Linked DNA regions of Homo sapiens: region 2 is linked to region 1. The links are chromatin contacts, found by Hi-C or POLR2A ChIA-PET in ENCODE. All regions are on one chromosome and are shown on one strand. The core of a region is the stretch at or near the end of the contact, and the rest is flanking DNA. Distances in the headings are between cores, read along the strand shown. Region 1 overlaps CMTM8 (CKLF like MARVEL transmembrane domain containing 8). Region 2 overlaps CMTM6 (CKLF like MARVEL transmembrane domain containing 6).

What was found. Hi-C counts contacts between places; a loop is a spot of excess contacts on that map. ChIA-PET counts read pairs that join two places held with the same protein, here RNA polymerase II (POLR2A). Pooled maps may share reads with other maps.
Region 2: a loop to region 1 is called in a pooled map, with 3 times the contacts of the local background. The contact joins two enhancer-like sites. A Hi-C loop is called at or near these places in 16 of 168 maps with a recorded cell type or tissue (GM12878, GM23248, HAP-1 and 8 more) and 4 of 50 pooled maps. POLR2A ChIA-PET finds 5 or more read pairs at or near these places in 6 of 52 experiments (BJ, IMR-90, MCF 10A and 3 more).

Annotation. Positions count from the first base shown.
Region 1 is chr3:32,293,172-32,300,370 of GRCh38, forward strand. The region is part of intron 1 of CMTM8 (CKLF like MARVEL transmembrane domain containing 8); the gene reads left to right. Among named protein-coding and RNA genes, the nearest start is that of CMTM8, 58 kb to the left of the region's middle. Within about 2 kb of position 3,705, at least 2 of the 41 ENCODE cell types and tissues checked have a DNase peak (open chromatin) inside an H3K27ac peak, as active enhancers do.
Region 2 is chr3:32,480,205-32,487,403 of GRCh38, forward strand. CMTM6 (CKLF like MARVEL transmembrane domain containing 6) reads right to left here. Exons shown (of 4, transcript NM_017801.3): 4 at 1,108-3,893. The coding sequence ends at 3,756. Among named protein-coding and RNA genes, the nearest start is that of CMTM6, 19 kb to the right of the region's middle. Within about 2 kb of position 4,412, at least 2 of the 41 ENCODE cell types and tissues checked have a DNase peak (open chromatin) inside an H3K27ac peak, as active enhancers do.

The DNA of each region.
Region 1 (7,199 bases), core at 2,455-4,954:
AGCAGTCCATGGTGTGGAGGTGCCATCATTGATTGAACTTGTCCACTGTGGTTAATTGGGTACTTGTTTCCAATCTGTAGCTATTAAACTGTGCTCAGGCCAGGCGTGGTGGCTCATGCCTGTAATCCCCACACTTGGGGAGGCTGAGGTGGGCAGATCACTTGAGGTCAGGAGTTTGAGACCAACCTGGCCAACATGGCGAAACCCCATCTCTACTAAAAGTACAAAAATTAGCCAGGCATGGTGCCCACCTGTAATCCCAGCTACTTGGAAGGCTGAGATGGGAGAATTGCTTGAATCCGGGAGGCGGAGGTTGCAGTGAGCCAAGATTGTGCCACTGCATTCCAGCCTGGGCAACAGAGTGAGTGAGACTCTGTCTCAAGAAATAAATAGGCCAGGTGCAGTGACTCACATCTGTAATCCCAGCACTTTGGGAGGCCAAGGCAGGTGGATCACCTGAGGTCAGGAGTTCAAGACCAGCTTGGGCAACATGGAGAAACCTCGTCTCTACTAAAAATACAAAAATTAGCCAGGTGTAGTGGCACACACCTGTAGTCCCAGCTACTCGGGAGGCTGAGGCAGAAGAATCACTTGAACCAGGAGGTAGAGGTTGCTGTGAGCTGATATTGTGCCACTGCACTCTAGCCTGGGTGACAGAGGGAGACTCTGCCTCAATAAATAAACAAACTGTGCTCTGTGAGTAAGCCTGTTCATGTGTCATTCTTCTTTGTGCAGGTGTATCTGTTGTGCAGGTGTATTGGTTGTGCAGGTGTATCTGTAGGTTAGATCCCAGAACTGGGGTTGCAGGATCAAGGGTAAATACATCTCATTTTGGTGGCCACCTCCAGATTTCTCCTCCATGAGAGTCGTGCCCTTTGGTACTCTTATCAGCAGTGACTTGAGAGGCCAGTTTCTCCACAGCCTCACCAACAGGATTGTGAAACGTTTGAATTCTTGCCTATCCCATAGGTGAGAAGTGCCTCATGTTTCTTAACCTGAGTAACATTGATCCAGCCTTACATATCGTGAACAAGGAGCTAAGTGAACTCAGCCTAGTCTGCTTTTCCCTGAATGGCAAGTGTCCTGTGCACATCTGTGTCCAGGTCTTTGTGCTTGCTGTCCCTCTGTCAGGAATGCTCTTCCATTTCACTTTAGACATTTTCACATCCTGTGAGGCTTCCAGATGCCTTCTTCTCTATGAAACGTTTTCCGATTATGCTTTACGCTGCATTTTTGTCCTTCTCCACGTTCCCTCTGGCTTAGTGCTGCTGCCTTGTGTGGCTGCCAGTCACATAGCTGTTGCCCAGAGCCAGGTGGGAGTCTGCAGTCAGGCAGGTCTGGTTTTGAATTCCAGCCTTACCACTTACTATCTCTGGATCCTTGGTCAAATTTCTTCTTGGAGCCTCAGTTTTCTCATCTATAAAATGGGAATGATACTTCTCTAGGAGAAGCCACATAAAGTATGCGGCAGCAGATAGGCATTTAATAAACATCAGCTCCTCGAGGGCAGATCCGTCTTCTTGTTTTCTGCCCTGCCTTCCATGTGCCCTTGCATGCAGTGAATAAAGATATTGTGTCTATTCTTTAAAACACAAAACTGTGGCCAGATGCGGTGGCTCACACCTGTAATCCCAGCACTTTGGGAGGCCGAGGCGAGCGGATCACTCAAGGCCAGGAATTTGAGACCAGCCAGGCCAACATGGTGAAACCCCATCTCTACTAAAACTACAAAAATTAGCTGGGTGTGGTGGTGCACACCTATAATCCCAGCTACTTGGGAGGTTGAGGCAGGAGAATCTCTTGAGCTTGGGAGGCGGAGGTTGTAGTGAGCTGATATCATGCCACTGCAATCCAGCCTGGGTGACAGAGCAAGACTCTGTCTCAAAAAATAAAACAAAATGAAACAAAACAACAAACTTTATAGGAAGTGAATGGTGATTTATTCAGCAATTATTTGAACACATATTTTGTTCCAGGCATAGATCTCAAAACTGAGGATTTAGGCTGGGCACGGTAGCTCATGCCTGTAATCCCAGCCCTTTGGGAGGCCAAGGCAAGTGGATCACCTGAGGTCAGGAGTTCGAGAACAGCCTGAGCAATGTGGTGAAACCCCATCTCTGTTAAAAATACAAAAATTAGCTGGGCATAATGTCGTGCACCTGTAGTCTCAGCTACTCGGGAGGCTGAGACAGGAGAATTGTTTGAATCCAGGAGGCGGAGGTTGCAGTAAGCCAAGATTGCAACACTGTGTTCCAGCCTGGGCAATAAAGCGAGACTCCATCTCAAAAAAAAAAAAAAAAAAAAAAACAAAACAAAACAGCGGAAAGAGAAAATCCCTGTCTTTGTGGAGCTTGCATTCAATTAGGGTGATAGACACCCAATGAATAGAAGTAAATGATTCAGTAGTAAGCATAGATCCAACTATTGTATATCATTTTGTTAAGTTGAGGAACTGTAAGTTCCTTGGGGGCAGGAAGGATGACTGCCCTTCATGGAACCTCTTCAGAGCCTAGTATGATGGAGGAAACCCATACCCACATCTATTAATGTCTCCCCTCTGCTTAAACCCCTAGCAGCTCCTCATGGCCTCCGGGCTATGGTTCAGACTCCTTTCCTGGACTGCAAGGCCCTGTGTGATCCGGGGCCTGCCTTTCTATCTGGCTTTGTTTGTTGCCTGGATATCTATCCACCCTACGTTCCAGCTCCACTGGACCTCCAGTTCCTAAAATGTTCCATGCTGTCTCATCTCTGCTTTATTCTACCTGTTATTCCACTTGCCTGTAATGGTTTCCATGCCCACCTCACCTGGCTAATATCTATATATCCTTTAAATCCTTTTGTTCTGTCTTGGATGTCACTGTCTTCAGGAAACCATCCTTGATTTTCCCACCTCTCAGTCTGTGTTGTGTGCCCCTCCAGCTCTGTGCTCAGTAACAATCAGGACTTCTTTGCTTCAGCCTTTTATTTTTTATTTTTTTTTAAATAAAGATGAGGTCTCACTATGTTGCCCAGGCTGGTCTTGAATTCCTGAGCTCAAGTGATCCTCCCACCTCGGCCTCCCAAAGTGCTGGGATTACAGGCATGAGCTACCACACCTGACCCAGACTTCTACAGCATTATAGGGTAATTGCTGGTTTACTTGTCTGAATCTCCCTAATTGTTCAGCCCCCTCCGGAGTAGGCTTGTCTCTCCCATCTGGTGGTATGTATCTGCAATGAGTACCTGGCACAATGAGTTATGGCTAGACAGATGGATAGTTGAAGCGTAGAATAGGAAGTGGATACATGTTCTGACTTGGCTCTCCTCACTGGGGCCAGCCCAGTCGGAACCTGTTTTCCTTTGTAGGAATCTTGTTTCCCTTTGCCACTCCCTTGAGGCAAGCAACAGGTCCTGCTTCTGGTCCATCACAGGTCTGATGACCCTGGAATGATCACTTACCATTCTGGGGCATTTATTAAATGACCCACTGGGGCTGCAGGATTGCTTAAGTGCAAGAGCTCTGTTGATGTATTCCACAGGAATGGCACCCCTTAGGGTTGTGTAATGTGCCCATGTTGCATTAGATGTTCCATCCAGATCTGAGGTTCCATGGGTGGGGGCCTCCTGCCTCTCTCACCCAGGTTTTCCTCGGGAAGAGCAGTGCCTAATTAAAACCACAAAGGGAAAAACCAGGGCGGCAGACTGTGTGTTATTGTGGCTGATGATGCTTGACATGGCCAGTAGAGGGCAGCAGAGCCGTCCACCATGACCTCCACATTTTCGTTATTGTAAATAAGGGATCCTGAGGATGCCTTCTCCACTCCCTCCCCGTGTGTTTGCTCTCATAGGATGGTTGTTTTTCTGGAAGGTTTGTGGTCTAGCCATTGAACAGAGAGAAAAACATCCCCTTAGGATGTGTTGATGCAAAAAGATGATTTTAGAAAAATTGCCCTCTGGGTTCAAAGAAAGATTACATCATTTCCTCACCTTGAATGTACACAGTCTAGGGATATCTAAACTTTATTTTTTTAATTTATTTATTTTTGAGATGGAGTTTCACTCTTGTTGCCCAGGCTGGAGTGCAGTGGTACAATCTCGGCTCACTGCAACCTCCACCTCCTGGGTTCAAGTGATTCTCCTGCCTCAGCCTCCCAAGTAGCTGGGATTACAGGCGCCCGCCACTGCACCCAGCTAATTTTTGCATTTTTTAGTAGAGGTGGGGTTTCACCATGTTAGCCAGGTTGGTCTCCAACTCCTGACCTCAGGTGATCCACCCACCTATGCCTCCCGAAGTGTTGGGATTACAGGCGTGAGCCACCGTGCCTGGCCTGTACCTAAACTTTTGATGAGGCTATTCTTATCTGTGAACCAACATTTGTGACTAAAGCTCACCTTGGGGAATACAGTGGTAACCTTGCACAGAGAATGCTGTGGCTAGCAGCAGCCCCGTCTGGGGTGGCGCAGACACTCCAGGCTGCTTTGTCTGTCTGAAATCCCAGCAGTGTCATCACAGCATCTTGTGCAAAACATTGATGGTGAAAGATAACAATTTCTTCTATTGCTCACCAGCCTCATTTGGAAAGTTAATTACCAGCTTGTGGAAGTTAAGGAAAGACAAGTTCTTAAACTCAGGGGGATTTGGCATTTTAAAATACAGGTCTGTGGGTGGGAAAATAAGGTTTGTGTGTGGGAAGGATTTGGGAAAATGGACTGAGTGTTAATTTAAGGACTTGAAGTGTTTATGAGGGAACCCTGGATAAGAATAACATTTTAAAAATTGGAGATGATGAGAAACTCAAGCACCAAGGTAAAGAAGTCTGGCTTGTGTTCTTCAACTGGTTTCATGGTCATCAGCAGCAGCCATTGCTCAGAACTCCAACAAAAGCTCTCTAATCTCTTAACTAAAAACTTTTTTTTTTTTTTTGGTTGGGGGTGGGGGGCAGTGGCTGGAGTCTCGTTCTGTCGCTGAGGCTGGAGTGCAGTGGCACAATCTGGGCTCACTGCAACCTCTGCCTCCCAGGTTCAAGCAATTCTATCTCAGCCTCCCCAGTAGCTGGGACTACAGGCTCCCACCACCATGCCCAGCTAATTTTTGCATTTTTGGTAGAGACAGGTTTTGCCATGTTGGCCAGGCTGGTCTCAAACTCCTGATCTCAAGCAATCCACCCGCATTGGCCTCCCTAAGTGCTGGGATTACAGGCGTGAGCCATCACGTCCAGCCCCTAATTAAAAACTCTATATAAATATTTGAGGATCTAAAATACAGAGATACTATAAACATACCCCCCTTTTTTTTTTTTTTTTTTTACTTTCTGAAATCTTTCATTCTCTTTAAAAAATTTCAGAATGAGCACTCTTGGTCTCTTTCCAGGGCGATCCTTGCTAGATATTTTTCTTATATCCAGCTTCTGCTAATTAAATTGAAACAATCCTGACTTCATATTTCACTTGCTCTCCTATCATTCGGCTCCTTATCAGATTGCTGCTTTTTAAAAAAAATTTTGAGACAGGGTTTCACTCTGTCACCCAGGCTGGAGTGCAGTGGTGCGATCTCAGCTCACTGCAGCCTTCTCCTGAGCTCCAGCAATCCTCCCACCTCAGCTTCCCAAGCAGCTGGGACTAGGGGCATGCGCCACCACACCCAGCTAATATATATATATATATACACGTGTGTATGTGTATATATATGTGTGTGTGTATATACACACACACATATATATACACACACATACATATATATACACACATACACACACACACACATACACACACACATATATATATATATATGTATATATATATATATTTTTTTTTTTTTAGAGACAGGGGTCCAGGCTATGTTGCCCAAGCCGCTCTTGGACTTCTGGGCTCAAATGATCCTCCCACCTCAGCCTCCCAAACAGTTGGGATTATAGACACGAAACACTGTGCCCCGCTCAGATTGCTGCTTCAAATCCCTCTTGGGATCACACCTCAAAGAGTCCTGACGTATTTTCATAGAAAACAGCCCATGGGCCTAGAGCCTGTATTATCATACAGTGTAAGGTGAGAAAATTTCAAGGCACGATTTCCAAATGTTAATTTTTCTTCCTTCTACTCCTTCCTTTTGGAGAAGAATTTAAAAGGGACCATTGGTTTGAATCAATGAAAATATTGGCTTAGGTTACTCTGTATTTTGTAAACTTGTTGAAGTACTTGGTTTAACCATTGAAATGCCAAGATTCTATTTAGCTCAACTGTCTCTACACCAGAGATCAACTTTCCTTTTATAGGAGTCATTGATTCAAGAGGAAAATATAATCTGGTATTAGGTCATTTTTAAGAAAAATAATTTTTTAATTTTTGTGGCTACATAGTAGGTGCTTATGTACCTGGGGTACATGAGATGTTTTGATGCAGGCATGCAGTGCGTAATAATCACATCTTGGAAAATGAGGTATCTATTCCCTCATGCATTTATCCTTTGAGTTACAAATGATTCAGTTATACTCTTCTTTATTTTTAAATTTATAATTAAATTATCATTGACGGTAGTCTTCAAGAAAAATGTACTTGAAACTTAGAAAAAAGTTCAGGAAGATGACTGAGTGCCCTTTTAATATCCTACTAGAACATTGTCTGACAAACCCAGCAAAGATCATCTAATAATCTAGGGGAAAATGTAGCAATGTTTTTCTGCAGACTGCCAGATAGTAAATATTTTGGGCTTTGTAGGCCAAAATATGTACTGTCTGTAGCTACTTAACTCTGCCATCATAGTGTGAAAGCAGCCACGGGTAATACATAACTGAATGGATACAGCCACTGTAGGTGCTGAAAAGGGATGATGCCTTTCTTCTCCATCATAAAAATCATGGCCAGCACCTCTATAACAAAAAGGTTAACAGACAAAAGCATAACACATTTCTTTGATCATACTTTTGCGTGACACAGCAGTCTTCAGATCGAAGACCCAAAGATACAGGGGAAGCTATCCATTTTTATGCTTCAGTTTGATGATGAATGGATAGCTGTGTGGAACTGTGGTTGGACCAAAAGGGTGTGATCTAATGCTAATAGGCTGAGCGGGGGAACCCAGCAAGGGCTGTCTGTTCAGATTCTTCTTGGACTCTCTGCAGCATAATTTCCTTCCAGGTATGGGGCAGGACCCTTTCTGGAATGGGGGTCTTATGAACTACAACCAAACAAGGTCAGTCAGATTATTTCTTTGTGGCCAATTC
Region 2 (7,199 bases), core at 3,162-5,661, 190 kb after region 1:
TCTCCAAAACAAACAAACAAATTCAAAAATTTTAAAAAGTAGCTAAATATAAAAATGTTGGGGAAAAGACAATACTTCTCCCCCCACCCCGTTGTTTTTTTGTTTGTTTGTTTGTTTTTTTGAGATGGAGTTTTGCGCTTGTTTCCCAGGCTGGAGTGCAATGGCATGACCTCGGCTCACTGCAACCTCCGCCTCTGGGGTTTGAGCGATTCTCCTGCCTCAGCCTCCAAAGTAGCTGGGGTTACAGTCATGTGCCACCACACCCAGCTAAATTTTGTATTTTTACTAGAGATGGGGTTTCACCACATTGGCCTGGCTGGTTTCGAACTCCTGACCTTAGCTGATCCGCCTGCCTTGGCCTCCCAAAGTGCTGGGATTACAGGAGTGAGCCACTGCGCCCAGCCTCCCCCTTTATTATATCAATTTCTATGACACACATTACTGTACTTGTAGAAAAATTTGGCCACTGAATTCACCAATGTACCCAGATGTCTTATGAAATAAGTTTTTCTTACTGTTTAAGACACATTTAATTAGATTTTCTGCTTCTTGCAGCTTATTGCATATTGATACAATGCTCTTTATCAAAACAAAACTCAACTCTAAACTCTGAAGAATGTACAAATTCCAGTGAGTTCTTGATGACTATAAAGACCCTGTTATTCTCACACAGGGTGGAGGCAGGAATTTCGCAAACTACACAAATAGCTGTAGTTTTACCAGCACCACCCTAATAATTTTGCTTCACACTTTCCCAATCATTGAACAGTTCCTAAGATAATGTGCCTATTTTGTTTTTAGCATTGTTAGCCACATCTAGAAATGTGACAAGGAGTCTAAATTGCTTCTTTGGAAGTATTTAAAGCCATTTGTAAGTCTTCCTCTGTGGTTCCCTAAAAATGTTGTTTAAATGTGTATTCTAACTTTCCAACAAGAGGGACAGTTTATGGATGGGAAATGGATTTGTTTCTTTTCTATCCTAGATATATCTAAAATCTAGTATTCTATATAGGCACTCAACAAGATTGTGCAGCCAACTCCCACAACTACAGAGACAGCTTTTCATTTAAACATCACACTTCTGTAATAAACACTTACAAAGGTAAGAACGTTTTAATTAAATGGATTTATTTAAAAAGACTATAAAATCTGACATCAAGAGAGATAAAAAAAAAAGACCCATAAGATTTAAATTGACAAATATAAAATGATTGGCTACAATGTAAAAATACATTTCCCAGCCCCCAAACAAAACACAAGTATAGTAATTATAAAATTTTTGTACTGTGAGTTCATTTCTCTTATAATTCTTGAGAACCATTCTAAGCAATCTATTTGTATAAAATATAAAATTTATCATAACTGTTAATTTAAAAATTATTTTAAATTTGAGTTTATTGAATTTGCCATTTTTTTGTACATAACAGTGGTTTCTGGTCCCAAGTTCCCCTTGAACTTATTTACTACAATGGTCTTTTTACTCCTATTTATTTCCTTCTACAATAGAAAAGAAAGGCTAACCATTCATGGGTCCCATAAAAAACAATGTGAAGGAAGGTTCTAAGAGTGACCAAATATACCAGTGAACATACTATCTTTCTGAAAAAGAAAGAATTAAGTGACCAACTAAGAGATCCACTTTTGCACCAATGAAACACATGGAGGTGAAACCTCAGAACAAGCGGAGCTTAAGCTCAATGACAGTATGTTTTATATGACAGGCCAGCTGAGAATGTATCTGTCAATCCTGACTAAGCCCAATACATGGGTGGTGACCCTGAGGTAGCCCAGATGATATGCTCTGAATTTTAGATAGGTCTAAATCACAATGGTACAGTCTGATGTGAAACTTTAGTCTACCTACCATAAACTCGTTTTCTGAATCAGTCCTTATTCATAATTAGACCCAAAACCCAGCTATTTCTCCTCTCTTAGATGACATGCCCAATAAAAACAGCATCCATGATTGGTTTCATTATCTCCCAATTAAGTAGTGGTGACACCACCACTAACACTAGTATCCAAACTCTGATACAAATCCTAAAGGTATTGAGTCAGTAAGACAGAGCAGAAGCTATGTTGGGCCATACTGACCAATTTCTGAGAACCACATTAGCCACATTCATGCAATTAAAACCCATCTAAGACACACAAATGGCAGATGAGAAAAAAAAAAAAGGATGAGGTCATTAAACTTTATCACTGGAAACATGATTCCACTGTTTCAAATAGGAAACCTACCCTGGGAGACTTCCACCAAAGTGCAGAAGGACCTGATGCACGGGCTCATCATCTTAACACTAGAGTCCCAAGTCAAAACTCTAGGAGGAGGATAAGAAAGGTCTAGTCTGTGAATCACCTGGACAGAAAGGTCATATCCCAAGTGCCCTGCCTATCTGTGACAGCTGCTAGCCAACAGACAATTCTGGTTATGAAGTTATCTCTTGAGAATGGCTTGATTCTCTTATGCCACCAACAGTATTAGTCTGGGCAGGGTTCCCTGGATATTTACTTTTTTTTTTTTTTTTTTTTGCCAAAGACAAACTAGAGCAATGCCTATGTAAGAACAAGGACTCTCAAGATCCTGCTACACAGTATTCACAATCAAAAGGGCCCAAGATTCAGGACCACCTAAAGACAACTGACAAAAAGTGTCAGAGCCAGAGGCCAACCTCTGCTAGATGAAGCAGCAGCACATGACTCCATTTCTATCTGATAAGGAGACAGAGAAGAGGCATCTCGAACAGATGAAAAACCAAAGGCTGGTGTCCTAAAAAAAACAGATTGGCTTCAAAGAAAACACTAAGGAAGACCCACAGAGCTGTATTAATTTTAGTAAAAATAATCATATGCCAACAGGGGAATTGAACCACTTTCTAAATCATAGTATGAACTCATCTCTTCAGATACTTGGTAAGTGGTCAAAGCTTGTTTTTATAATTACTTTCACTGTCTTGGGCAAAAAGTCTTTCTTATCTTTGGTCCTTAGGTGTGGTATCAGTTTCTTCCATTTTTTTATGTGTTACAAAACAATCTTTTTTTTACTTGACATCAACAACCAAGGTGCAGTATAAACACGAAGTTGCTGATATTGTTGCTTTTATACACATAAAATACCAACATCTCCCATACATTTTATAGGCTATACGAAGGTCTCAAAGAATTAATAACCGTTATCCAAAAATATTATAACATTTAAGGCTGAGTGAAATACAGTAAAGCCTGGTAATATATGTTAAGGAAAAAAACCTAGACCAACATTTTAAATATTGGTTTCTTAAATATGTTAAATTCCCATTAACAGAACATAATCTAAGCATCAAAACAAACAGCTAAGCAAATTAATTTAAAAATAAAACAATTTCTAAGTAGATGAATATAATCACGATGTTTATACAGCTATAAAGCATAATTTGGAAGCTAAGCCTAGTAAAAGAATGACCTGTAACAGAATGACAGAATCATTTATCAACCGTTGAGCTGTGTGATTTAAAAACAATTGTTTTCTCCTCCTCCCACCAAAATCTCCATTTGAGATAAGTTTCAATTATTATTTAAAAAAAAATTTTTTTTAACTTATCTGGCCTACTTTGTGGTGACTGACACAATATTGATAAAACTGCCTTCTTGACCTTCCCCTTGCTCTCCAAAAGAAGTGGTTTAAACAATTAACAAATTTTACAAGAGCTTCTGCCAGGGCTCAGGCACCACAATGCAGGGTCACTACCTTAGGTAACATCTGCTCCCCAGAGTCTTTAGGCATTAAGTGGCTCAGTGAGGGCTTCAGCCCTAGTGGTATTTTCAGGTTTTCTCAGCTGGGACTCCTGTCGTTTTTCATACAGCATAGTGATAAAGTCAAGTAGGAACATAAAACTTGCTATAAATCCAAACACCTGAGGAAAAAAAGGAGGAAAGGTTATATGAGAATTTTGGAATATAATCTTACATTTCCTACTTGGCTTGGAGAATGTTTCATATAAACAAGATGTTCATGAATTTTATCTTATACACGACTACTCTTTAATGGTAAAAAAAATTTTTTTAAGTCATCAAAAAATGGAAAGAAGTTATAAAAGAAAAACTTCCAGAATAATGGCTATTAGTCAAAGTCTCACAAAATATTAATGTTCTGCCTTATGTGTGCATGTTTATATGTGGAGGGCTAATATATGAAAGTAGGGTTAACAGATAAACATTAAATCCTATAAAATGATACAAAACAAAAATATTTGCATGGTTAGATTGACCCACAGATGCGATAAGGAAAATACGTGACTAGGCAACTCAGCCTAGGTGAAAATGAAAAAAGTTATTAATATCAAAACAGAAATTCCATTTTGAAGATACTATTAGGTTAAATTACTTAAATAATGTTCCAGTTGTCACACTGCAATGACACAGTGACATGACGCCACTACCTACTTCCTCTTCCTTAAATCACTTCCTCAACTGTTCTCTTCTAAAATACGATCATACGTTCTGAGAATTCTATCAAGAGACAGAAGACCATGCGTCTGCTTCAAATTTAGCTTCTCCACTAGCAAAACCCTTAAGGATATGGGGGCCAGATAAGTTCTCTGTAAAAAAGAGAAAATTGATGTAGGTGATGGCTAAAGTCTCTTCCAAATCTAAACTCCCTATCTCCACGATTTTTATTAATAACATTCTCTTACAGTCTGTTGCAGTCTCCTGACCTCTCCTCCCCCCTCTAAAGAATAAGCATTCCACCTCATTTTACCACAAAGTAAACTGAGCTCCAAATTCATTAAGTCCCCCAGATATCCCCAACATATCCAATCTAAATTTAATTATCAACGCCTCCCACCCTCCCATCCCCCGCCACAAAAGCCAAGTCTTTTTCCCTCTGGAATCTTTATTTTTGACTTGATGGCATTTATCCCCTTATTTTCCTGGCAACTTTCTTAAATACATCAAACTCAGACCAAATGTCACCCTTGTTTTTGAAGCTGTCTCTGATCACCACAAGTCATCTTCTAGCTCTTTTGTTCACACACTTCTGAATTAAAAAAAAAAAAAGAACTTCCTCATGCATTTAAGTCTATAAAACTTTTCATAATTTAAATAGTTACAAAAGGTAATTTCCAGCATATTATAAATATCAGCTTTTTAAACTACCTGTCACTATTAAATATATCCAATGAAATATAAATACTGGGACAGTCTAATTAAAATATAAAAATTTTTTTTATAGCTGTAAATTTTTTCCCTGGAACTCAATTTTTCCTCAACTTCATTTCACTTTCCCCACAGAATTTTATAGTAATGTATTTTTATACAAATAAGTAGCCAGAGCTTTTTAAAATTAAAAATGAGTTAAAAAACTCATTATTTTATTGATCACCATCTCATACTCCTCTGCAACAAAAATGTTTCTAAACTGAAATTAACCATAAAGCCCTATTAAAACTTTGATTTTTCTCTTCTATTGGTTCATGTACCCATGAATAAATATTGCTTATTGCTAGAATGAATCAAGATTCAGTGTTAATTTTATTTCTATGTTTTGTTTTTACACATGTAAGTGCTAAGAAACTGTTGTCATATGAATAGATAAATATAGCCATGCAATTCTCTGAACTCCTTTTGAGTTTTCTATCATAAAATGCAGTTTTAATGATGTATTAGCTGACAACTCTATTAATTACAACTTCAATTTTGTTTTTGGTTTTTGAGATGGAGTCTCACTCTGTCACTTACACTGGAGTGCAGTGGCACAATCTTGGCTCACTGCAACCTCCGCCTCCTCGGTTCAAGCGATTTTCCTGCCTCAGCCTCTCGAGTAGCTGGGACTACAGGCGCCTGCCACCATGCCCGGCTAAGTTTTGTATTTTTAGTAGAGACAAGCTTTCACTATATTGGCCAAGCTGGTCTCAAACTTCTGACCTCCTGATCCGCCCGCCTTGGCCTCCCAAAGTGCTGGGATTACAGGCGTTGACCCACCACCCACCACGCCCGGCCTAACTTCAATTTTGTTAAAAACAAAGTATTAATTGGAAACCAGCTGACTTGCAAGATGATTTGTTGTCCAGTTGCTAGTCATTCAAGTTCACAGCACTGCTACCAGTCCAAGGCCATGATCCTTAATTTACAATTCCGAAACCCAAAGAACTACATTAACTCAAGGTTTTCATGATTCACTTGGCTCAAAATTGACACAAAGTAAGCCTATTTACATGGAGTAAGACTACTTAGTCTTTTCTTATCCCTTTTACTATAAATATTCATATGTTTTACTTCAGATATACCAATGTTAGATTACAGGGTACTGTCGCAGGCCCTCAAGTGGTGTTGTGTAATATAGCATATGTACAGCACTACCTTTCTAAAATCCAGAATATTCTGAATCCAAAAGAAAAAAATTCTGGCCCCAAGAATTTCAGAGAAAAATTGGATCTTTATTTTCAACTGTCTCTTTGTTGTACTCAAGGGTTTTTTTGTTTTACAATTCAGGGTAATCCACCATAATAAGTGATATGGCTTGGGTTTGTGTCCCCACCCAATTCTCATGTCAAATTATAATCCCCAATGTTGGGGGTGGAGCCTAGCTGGAAGTGACAGGATCATGGGGCAGACTCCCCCTCTGGCGCTGTTCTTGTAATAGTGAGTTACTGCAAGATCTGCTTGTTTAAAAGTGTGTAGCACCTCCCCACTCTCTCTATTCCTCCTGCTCTGGCCATGTAAGATGTGCCTGCTTCCGCCTCGCCTTCTGCCATGACTGTAAATTTCCTGAGGCCTCCCTTGCTATGCTTCCTATAGAGCTGTCAGAACCATGAGGCAATTAAACCTCTTTTCTTTATAAGTTACCCAGTGTCAGGTATTTCTATATAGCAGGGCAAGAAGGAACTAATCCAGCAAGATTCAGGACAAGCAAGTTTTTTTTCTTTTTGAGGGGCAAGGTAGGTGGCGACTGTGAATGGGAAGGTGGAAAAGTGCCGGTGAGACTCCTTCACCAGAGATAAATTCTCAGACATACAAGTTTTAAAAAAGATTACATATGGAGGTTTAAAAGCTGGAAATTAATTTCCTCAACACTATCTCTGCCTCATACTCCTTGAAAAGTCTGATGAAACTTTAAGGATATGTATAACCCACTGAAAACTGCTGTCTAGACCAACTTTTTTTTCTATTATTTTTTTTTTTCTTCTTATAGAGATGAGGTCTCACTATGTTGCTTGCCC